Regions from separate parts of the Homo sapiens genome. Here regions 2 and 3 are each linked to region 1. The links are chromatin contacts, found by Hi-C in ENCODE. All regions are on one chromosome and are shown on one strand. Each heading gives the region's core, a stretch centred on a gene start or an enhancer-like site at or near the end of the contact. The rest is flanking DNA. Distances are from core to core; before and after follow the strand shown. Region 1 overlaps CFAP20DC-DT (CFAP20DC divergent transcript). Region 2 overlaps PTPRG (protein tyrosine phosphatase receptor type G). Region 3 has its middle 21 kb from the start of ARHGEF3-AS1.

Region 1 (3,329 bases), core at 579-3,078:
CTAGCTCATGCCACGCATAGAGGCATCCGGTGGCACATTGCCCTCAACACTGGGTGAATACCATTTTGAGTTAATTACAGCTCTGATTTCACAGACCATTTCCAAAGTTTAATTGTATTTCTTTCATGCAGTCATTTGAACTATCTACAGCGCGTTTCTTGTAGGTTACACCTGGCTACTGGAAGACGTCCTAGGTGATTGTTCAAAGGGGCCCATTGAGAGGTGAGTGATGAGGCTGGTGAGAATTCTGTGGTGTGCTTAAGAGTCTTCTGGGCATTTGCTAAATCTAGTCAGATTCTAGGACTCAACCCCAGAGAATCTGATACAGCGTTTGAAGAGGGGACTCTGAAATTTGCACAATGAAGGTTCTCCTCAGGTACTTACAATGTAGAGGCCTTTCGCACTAGACTTCAAAACACACTGCCAGAAACATGCCCACAGAAGAACCGCTAACGACTTAGTGATATGGAAGGGGGGCAGAGAGGTGCTGGGAAGAAAAGGACATGGTCCCTGGTGAGGGTTCCACCCCCGGCCGGTGCCCACGGACCTAGGTGAGAAGAGGGACTCCTGCATTTGTGGCCAAATATTGCATTTCCCAGGACCACCCTGGCCTGCCACACTGTCATCCTGTGCCTATAAAAACCTAGAAACCCTAGCAGGCAGACACAAAGGTGGCTGGACGTCAAGAGGAGCACATCAGCAGAGGAACACATGGGTGGCTGGATGTCGAGAGGAATGCACCAGTGTAGCACAACACCAGCACACTGGCAGGCCATCGACTGGCAGAACAATGCGGAGTGTGGCTGAGGTGGTTGGAAAAGAGTCGGGCGGCCAAGCGGCCGTACTCCACGGGAAAACCATCTCCCTTCTGGCTCCTCCATCTGCTGAGAGCTACTTCCATGCAATAAAACCTTGCATTCATTCTCCAAGCCCATGTATGATCCGATTCTTCTGGTACACCAAGGCAAGAATCCCAGGATACAGAAAGCCCTCTGTCCTTGTGATAAGACAGGGGTCTAATTGAGCTGACTAACACAAGCCACCTATGGATGGCTAAACTAAAACAGCACCCTGTAATACACACCCACTGGGGCTTCAGCTGTAAACATTCACCGCTGGACACTGCCGTTAGGTTGGGGCCCCACAGCCTGCCCGTCTGTGTGCTTCCCTAGAGGTTTGAGTGGCAGGGCACTGAAGAAGCGAGCCACACCCCCATCGCACGCCCTGCAAGGGGGACAAGGGAACTTTTCCTGTTTCACTAGGATTGACCACTGGGAAAATGCCACTCATGGGAGATGAGACAGCAGCCATCCAGTCACCAGAGAGCTGTGATATCCAGTCACCAGAGAGCTGCGATATGGACAAGCATGGGATTTGTCCTGGAGCCCCAGGGGTCAAAACAGAGCCTGATGGGTAGAAATTCCAGGGAGCAAATTTCCATTTAATATAGATGAGTGCTTTTCTAAGAATTAAAGGTGTCCAAGTGTGGCCTATGTAGCTCCAGGGGAAATGAACCTTCCAACTCAGGAGAAATTTAAATTTGTCTGTCTGAGTGACCTCTGGGAATTTTATAGAGAGGAGATTATCGCATGCTCTTAGCCCCCAATGGCACCCGAATTACTCTTATTGCCATTGCTTATACCTTTAGGTCCAGTGTGTTCACTCTCACAGATATTTGTTACCCATTTACTCAGTGCCTGATTCTATGAGGATGAAGCAGGAAAGTGCTCTGCAAATCCAGGACAGAGTGTGATTTTCGCAGATGCTGTTATTAGAAAAGAAAATGTCGGGTTTCACTTTCCATATGGAAAGAGGTAGTAGGTATTTCTGGTAATGAGAAGAGAGGGAGGGATTACTCATTGGAAGAAAGAGGTAATGAGTAAGCTAGTTCCGCTTTGAGAAGAAAAATGCTTTCACAACAGCTTTTAACAGATTGATTAAGCAAAGTTTTCGTTTTGTTTCAAATAATTATTTGTTTTTCTGCCTTTCTCTTCAGAGCTGTGAAATTCTAGACGTCTCTTAGAAATAAAATGGGTTGCTACACACTTATTTTTCTCAGCTCTATATACATTTCTCCTTCTTCTTTGAAATTTGTGGCCACCATTAATGTATATAGGATGTTCTCATTTTGATTTTCAGTTGAGACACTGCAGACTTTTATGAGGGATGCTTTGGATCAAGCAAGAGACACTGAGTAGTTTCCTTCCTTCCAAGATTTCAAAGCAACAGCACCATATTGAGTCTAAACTCAAAGCCTTTGTTCAGAAGCCAGCAGCTGGCTACTCACACCAAGATGGCATTGGATGTTTTTGGAGTGGGATATCCAGGTGACATTTTAATAAAAGCTTTCATGGGCCAATTATTTAATCTATAGAGTTTTATAATTAGCTGACTTTGAAACCTTATTAAACCCCATGTGCAAGATCATGTGAAATTGTACCTCAAGTTTGATTTTTCTTTGTTGTACCCCTCTTCTCTCCTACTTCCTTGATAGTTGCTATTTGTTTGATATTTTTAAAAATTTCTTATTGACACACAGATCCATCCACAAAACAAAGTCATAAAGGCACCTTGATCTGTAAAGTGTTCTGAGTTTCTTAAAACTCTAGTACAGAATGAGAGTCTCTAGAAGGTAGAAGGCCTAGTTTTGGAAGTTGCCATCAGCATTGGATTTTTGCCGAATAGTGCTATATATGTTCAATAATAAAGTTTTCTGTTTTTGTCAACTATTTCTTATGGAACTATTCTCTGTGATGCTGAGGTTACAGAAAAATATCATTTTTCTGTCACTGTTGGTGTTCTTCAGGACCTCACTTTTAAATAGATGTCCTTTTGAAACCTAGGTGGTTATGTGCATCAGAAAAACACCTTATCCTGTGCCCCATTGGGTGACTTGGACAAAGTAACACAATTTTGGTGGGGGAAATGGTACATATTATGTTTCATAGGAGCCAGATTCCAATAGTAACCATCTGACCCTTGTGATCCTATGTTTTCAATTTTCCTATAAAAGAACGCAACAAACAGTGCTGCTCAAGCCTATTTTTCTATTAAGTGTTCTTTGATTCGTGAGTTGCTGGGTAGATTTTCCATTCTCAGTGTTAGAAGACACGAACATCAAATACTTTTCTCTTAGAGTAACTTCTCATGCAACTGTCTCATGGCATATGCTAAAAGAAAAGAAAGTTCCTTACGTATGAGTACAGAGAAACGGAGCATGATTTTAACCTTGGTTTCAGGTTTTGTTATTTAGTCTTTTTGACTTGAATATGAACTCAAGTGTTTGCTAATTAAAAGAATAAACACAGCAGCCATTGCTCCGCCAAAAT
Region 2 (3,329 bases), core at 415-2,914, 2.5 Mb after region 1:
TACCCAGAGTGATTGATTATTGACTGTAGGTGGAAGAGCCCATTATCTACCGTTAGCTTTGGTAGTCTTAACCGCTATGGCGCAGCTGCCTCTGCAGTTTGGATGGCTCATACAAAAATCCACTTGAGGACTGGGTGATACTTTTTTTGGTAAGACAGGTTTTCTTTCATCTAATGAGGTATGTTTTGGAGTCTTTATGTGAAACATTTTCTTCTAAACCATGATTATTAAGGGCAGGAGCTACGTCTGTGTGTTCACCATTTTATCATCAGGCTTTCAGTGGTGTATAATAAATATTTGTTGATTGGACTTGGATTCTTGAGCGGGGGCATCCAGTTGGTATGGTTAGGGAACTTTTAAGAGAAACATTTCGTTTATGCAAACAACTCTTAAAGGATGTATCTTTCAAACATTTCTTTGGTGCTGGTCAGGTCACTTACTACTGGGCTAATAGGAGTGGTGGTTTCCTCCTTGTTAAAGTTGTCTGTTACCTGAGAGTATTTGGGACTGATAGAGAAGCTGGTGGTGGGGGTGTTATTTGCAGAGAAAGCAGCTGGCACTAAGTTTACAGGCTAATTAGAAATGGTCACGCCTCTAATCCCAGCACTGTGAGAGGCTGAGGTGGGCAGATCACTTGAGGTCAGGAGTTCAAGACCAGTCTGGTCAACATGGCAAAACCCCGTCTCTACTAAAAATGCAAAAATCAGCTGGGTGTAGTGGTGCGTGCCTGTAATCCCAGCTACTGGGAGCTGAGGCGAAAGAATTGCTTGAACCTGGAAGGTGGAGGCTGCAGTGAGCCAAGATTGTGCCACTTCACTCCAGCCCGGGCAACAGAGCAAGACTCTGTGTCAAAAAAAAAAAAAAAAAAAAAAAAAAAAAAAAAGGTCAGCTTTTATCTTATCTGGTGCTGGAGGAGTTGGAAACTATTTAAAAGAGTAACCAAATTTAATCTGAAAAAGATGGTTTACTCTGTTGGCAGCTGAGAAATAAAAAGACTGGAGTAAAAATTGGAAAGAGTTCATTAGTAATAACAAAACATTTATTTTTGGGATCCATGCTATGGTTTTTGACAGTCATCTCTTATTTATTTTCATTTTTCTAACAGCTCTTAGGGTGAAGAACAGTCATTAATTCCCCTTTACAGATAATAGAGACTTACTAAAGGTAATCGCCTAACTTAATGTCACCCAGATATTAGATATTAAGTGTCAAAACTGTGATTTCAACTTGGGCTTTATGGCTCCAGCAATGAGGCTCTTAAAACATGGTCACAAAGAAAACCTTCTTCCTTGGGATGAATCAGATTTGAGAAGATCAAGGGAGTAACAGCTACCTTTGCCCTTGGAGATCAGATCCACTTAGTAGCTCTAAGTTATTAATCTTGCTTTTATTTTTTTTTTTAATTGTATGTTAGCGATCCTTTTGTTAAATGCAATGCTAGCATCCCTCTCTGTCAGGAGTTTGAATCTCAGCACCATTGATATTTGGGGCCCCATAAGTCTTTGTTGTAGGAGGGTATCTTGTACATTGTGGAATGGTTAGCAGTATCTCTGGGCCCTCTGCCCCCATAGCTGTGACAACCAGTGTCTCCAGATGGACGTCGTTAAACATCCCCTAGGGGCAGAATGGATCCCTGATGAGAATCACTCCTCAGCAGGAAGAAGACAGCAGTAAATTATAAACAGGTAAGTGTTCTAACAGGGCTTCTGAAACTCATGCGTATGAGTCACTTCATAGCTTGTCACAGTGGTTTTTTCAAGCATTACTCTGACTTAGTTGGTCTGGCTGGGAGCCAAGGGATCTGGAAAGTGATTGATGCAGGGTGTTTCTTGGACCGTACTTTTAGGGGAAGTAGCCACAAAGAGCTGAACCTCACACCCTTTCATGTAAACTTCCTGCTTAGCAACAGAATAGAGTACCTTCATGGTTATTAAAATGCTTTTCTCCTTGTCTTTTTATTTTTTCTTAGATCTGCTGGCCTATCTTGCTAGTGATTAAGTTTACAGTTCAGCTAATCATTTGCTCCAGGTTTCCGAGCTTGTAAAATCGCATGCTGTGCATATAAATGTATAGGATTTTGACCTTAGAAACTGAGGAGCAATTATCCACATGTCTTAAGACAGAGTAGGCCACCTTTTGACTTTGAAAGTATCACCAGGAGGGCATTTTATTTTTGAAAGTCAAGTTTTGTGTTTCGAAATATGTTTGTTGGGCTTCTTGGTAGCAGTTTAAGTTTTATTGTGATTAGGGGCTGAAACAAGTGATAAAAAATGAAGTTTCCTATTTAGTGATGTGATGTCACCTGTTGCTGCAGATGAGAGTTGGTTCTCTTTAAAAATTTGAAAGTGATACCATTTATATTTCAGGATTCTCACCATGTAATTTCTCTCTTCTGGCTATCAACCTGCACTTTTTAAATTTAAATTTTTATTCAGATTGTAGGTTCACATACAGTTGTAAAAAATAATACAGAGATATCACTTATATACTTTGCCTAGTTTCCCCAAAGGTAGCATTCTGGTAAAACTATGGTATATCACAGGATATTGATATGGATATAGTCCACTGATCTTCTTCAGATTTCCTGATTTTAATTTATACTTATTATGTGCATTATGTAGGTGTGTGCATGTGTGTATAAATTCTATATAATTTTGTCATTTGCGTAGGTTCATGTATCCACTATCCCAGTCAAGATACTGAACAGTTCCAATACCATAAGGATCCCTCATGTTTCCCTTTTATAACCACGCCTACCTCCTCCCTCCTCCCATCTCTAACTCCTAGAAACCTCTAATCTGTCTTCATTTCTAAAGCTTTTGTCACTTCAAAAATGTTACATAAGTGGAATCATACAATATTTAATCTTTGCAGATTGCTTTTCTTTCACTTGGAATAATTCTCGGGAACTCATCCATTTTGTGTATATCAGTGTTTGTTCTGTTTTATTGTTGAGTAATATGCCAAGGTGTAGATGTGCCACAGTTTAACCTTTCACTTATTGAAGGATATCTGGACTGATTCCAGTTTTTGGCTATTACAGATAAAGCTGCTGGGAACATGTGTGTACAGGTTTTTCTATGAACCTACATTTTCTATTTCTCTGGAATTAATAACCAAGAGTCCAATTGCTGGGTTGTGTGGTAGTTACGTATGCAGTTTTATGAGAAATTGGCAAATGGTTTTCCAGAGTGGCTGTACCATTTTGCATTCCTGTAGCAACATATCTCTGCAGCCTTGGCAATTTTTGACATTACAATTTGATATTGATATTGATACTGATTTTTAATTTTTTACTTTAGCCTTTTGGATCACCAATGTAGTGATAT
Region 3 (3,329 bases), core at 590-3,089, 2.5 Mb before region 1:
TAAAGTCTGGGGACCCAGCAAAGACAGCAGGTTCATTTGAACAACAAGCTTCCGGTCTAACAGAAGGAGATTAAATCCAAGACTTTTATGAGAAAGCAGGCTCTTTCCATTCACGTTGCCAGAAATTTGCAAAAAGTGCTGAGGGGTCCAGGAAATAAGTGAGCTTGGCAAATGCATTTTCATGGGGACAAAGTCTGAGAAGGGTTCTCAGAGCCAGAGACACATGGGCAGCGTTCTGATGGGTGTTCTAGGCAAAAGAACTGGCAAACTCAACAGCAAGGCAGTGCAGAACTACAGGGTATTTTGGAAGACACCAAGTACTTTAATAGGTCTGGAAGCTGAACTGACAGGCTTGGGTCTTGCTTCAAAAAGTGTGAGGGAATCACACCTGCTTAGAGAAAGGAGGAAGTGAAATCACTGTAAAAAGCCTTACGCCTTTCAGGCAAGCATCTGGGTCACCATGGAGCTAGCACCTGGAAGCACTCGGTAATGAGTGTCAGATCAAATGACAGTGTCCACTGAGAGGTGGGTTTCAGATTGTCCTTGGGATTCCCTATTTCCTAAAGCCTGACTCCCCACAAAGCAAGCTGGTTAAGTGGTGGCTGGTGGAGGGGTAAGGGCAGGTATTCCTAAGGCGTCTTGTTCCAGCCTCCTACACAGGAAGGGTCCTAAATTTGAACAAGCCTGTAAACAACTTGAGATTAGCTAGCTTTGGGGACAATTCAGCCGATGAAGAAAGACAGTGCCCTGGGAAATGCGGGAGGCTCCATCACCCAGCCATTCCTCTCTTGGAGTATTTTCTGACAAGCCACTTCAAGGAGTCCCAGCAGCCAAGGCCAGCCTCACCCCAGTAAGGATTCACTGGAAATGTGAGACGACCAGGGCATTGTACGTTTTATTTCTTTGGAGAGGAGGAAGGAAACATTCACATGAACAAATCCTAGAATGATTCAACCTAACTTCCGGCTGCTGACTGAATGGGAAAGAAGAACTGAAACCCGTGGGCTGCAGCACTTCGTGCAAGAGGTGAAACTTGAGGGGCTCCAGGGCAGGTAGCAGTGGAGCAGGGAGGGGCAGAGAGAGGGCCAACAGATGCCCTGGCAGGGGAAAGGGATGCAAGCCTGCAAAAAGGAAGCAAAAACAGGGCACGGCCGTCTCCTCTGATGCCCTTGCTCTGACCAGAAGCAAGAACTCCCGGATTGAAATGGGTCCATGAAGAAGGCACTTCAAGAGGAGAATTTCAATAGTAAGAGGCTCTGATCCGCAAGGTCCACGTTCATTTTGAGCTTTATAATGGGATATCAAAAGGAACAGGAGTCTTCTCTATGGCATCTAGGATACTACTAAGTATTCAAACATGTTTATGTATTGGTTTTTACATTTTAATAGTAACATAGCATCACTGTCACACATTCGAACCACACAGAAGTATACACATTCAAACCACAAAGAAGTATATAAAGTAAAAAGTGAGTCTTCCCAAAGGCCCTACTTTTTTTTCTATCCCGATCCCATTTGCTGGATGCACTGGTGTTAAAAAGCCAGACGTAGACAGAGGTTCATAAACCCAAAAGGATTTAGGAGCAGGGGTCAGGTACCTGAAAGAAAAGGCCAGGTGGGCACTGGGGCACCACTGAGAGTTTTTGTCTTAGGTCAGTTCCAGCTTTTCGGGTTCCTAAGGGGTTAATCATCCAGGGTGAGCAGACATTCTAATTTTTTCAATAGAAGCCTGAAATTCAGGGTTTTATGTAAAATCTCTCAATTTGTAAATGCTGGCAACTATTCATCACCATAAGAAGTACTGTATGGGCCACATAACACAGTTGCTGGCTACATTTGGCCCAGGGGCCACCAGTTTGCACCCTCTGGTGGTAATCCTTCCAGACATTTCCTTCTGTCTAAAAACACGAGTTGCTGGGTGTAACATCTTATTTTTTTCAAAAATAGAATGATAACATTGTTCTACCACTTGCTTCTTTTTTCATTTAACATCCAGGGCATCTTTCCCTGTCACGCACATTTTTGACCTCTTACTGCAGAGCATGCTATGGTATGGAAGGAAATTAACTCATTTAGCCACCTGCCCTGTGGACATTTAGCAAATACGAAAGATACACTTGAAATGTCACTTCTCATTGTCCATTCCTCTTACCTCTGCCAATGTTGATAACTCATGATGAAAGTGCACCTGTGTGTGGATATTAACATATCATACAGCCACAATTACTGAAACCACAGCGACTAAGGATTTTTTATGTTTTAATATGAGCACTTACCATGTATTTTCCCACGTGATCCTCACAACAGTCCCAAAGTAGGCCTTATTATTATCTTTCTTTTTGCAGATTTAAAAAAACTGAGACTCAAAAAGGTGGTGTACGCCTACCCATGGCACGTGGCCTAGAGGTGGTGAGGTTGGTCAGGAGTGGGGCCTAGCAAGCTTACTTCAGAGCTCCTGCTACAAGCATACAGCCCTCAGAAGACACAGCGAGAAACCTGCTCTGGGATATTCAAGAATCTGACATATTAGAGCACAAACCACTAGAGAAGGATCGCTAACAATGGGACAATTCACTTGCCTCTTGGAATGAAAAGCCTCATTTTAAAGCCCTTCTTCATACTCATCCAACATAAATTCTACATAGATTGGAGAGAAATGTTAAAAGGGGGAAAAAAACCTACAAAATTCTGGGGGCATAGGTTTTCAGGGTATGGTATTTTTCTTTCAGTATATAGAGTTGAATCATATATTTATACACAGGAAACTACCTATAGGGTGCCTACGATGCAAAGATGAACCCTGTTTTCCCACAGCTGGTTAAATAACCAAACTGGTAACAACCCCTCTTGTTGGGCTCTAAAGAGATTAGCACCAAAACTGGGACCTAACTAAGGTGTCACCAAAAGTGTCATGGTATCACTAGAACCAGAACCATGTTTCCTGTGTTCTTGTTCGATATATCTGAGGGTATTTTCTGTTGAGAAGTTCCAAGCAATTTCCTTACCAAAGATATTATAAGGAACATACTCGTCAGGGTTGTGAGAATTTCATTTACATAAAATAAAATATTTAGATTTTAGCAGAATTACTTCTTCATTAAAAGTTGGCAAGCAACGATGATTCTTTCCATTTGAACTTTATCCTGGTTCCTTAATGTCTTTCTTATTTGTACTTAACAAGCCAGAAATGTCACAAAATCTTACAGTTGGAAAGGGAATTTCAAGGTCTTTAAACATACCCCATTTGATACTTCAAATTTTAAAATTCCACAAACTGAATTTAAAAATAGGTAGTAAAAAAATCTCATGGCCAAGGCCGGGCACGATGG

The links. A loop is a pair of places that touch in the nucleus more often than their neighbours do. Pooled maps may share reads with other maps.
Region 2: a pooled map shows a loop between it and region 1 (9-fold over the local background). The contact joins two enhancer-like sites. A Hi-C loop is called at or near these places in 3 of 37 single-sample maps with no recorded cell type and 4 of 50 pooled maps.
Region 3: a loop to region 1 is called in a pooled map, with 17 times the contacts of the local background. The contact joins two enhancer-like sites. A Hi-C loop is called at or near these places in 5 of 37 single-sample maps with no recorded cell type and 6 of 50 pooled maps.

Annotation. Positions count from the first base shown.
Region 1 is chr3:59,384,568-59,387,896 of GRCh38, forward strand. All of the region lies in intron 5 of CFAP20DC-DT (CFAP20DC divergent transcript), which reads left to right. Among named protein-coding and RNA genes, the nearest start is that of CFAP20DC-DT, 300 kb to the left of the region's middle. RefSeq lists an enhancer at 1,606-1,665 and a silencer at 1,836-1,895. Within about 2 kb of position 1,829, at least 2 of the 41 ENCODE cell types and tissues checked have a DNase peak (open chromatin) inside an H3K27ac peak, as active enhancers do.
Region 2 is chr3:61,893,452-61,896,780 of GRCh38, forward strand. The region is part of intron 2 of PTPRG (protein tyrosine phosphatase receptor type G); the gene reads left to right. Among named protein-coding and RNA genes, the nearest start is that of PTPRG, 330 kb to the left of the region's middle. Within about 2 kb of position 1,665, at least 16 of the 41 ENCODE cell types and tissues checked have a DNase peak (open chromatin) inside an H3K27ac peak, as active enhancers do.
Region 3 is chr3:56,917,457-56,920,785 of GRCh38, forward strand. It overlaps a transcript of ARHGEF3 not described here. Among named protein-coding and RNA genes, the nearest start is that of ARHGEF3-AS1, 21 kb to the right of the region's middle. Within about 2 kb of position 1,840, at least 3 of the 41 ENCODE cell types and tissues checked have a DNase peak (open chromatin) inside an H3K27ac peak, as active enhancers do.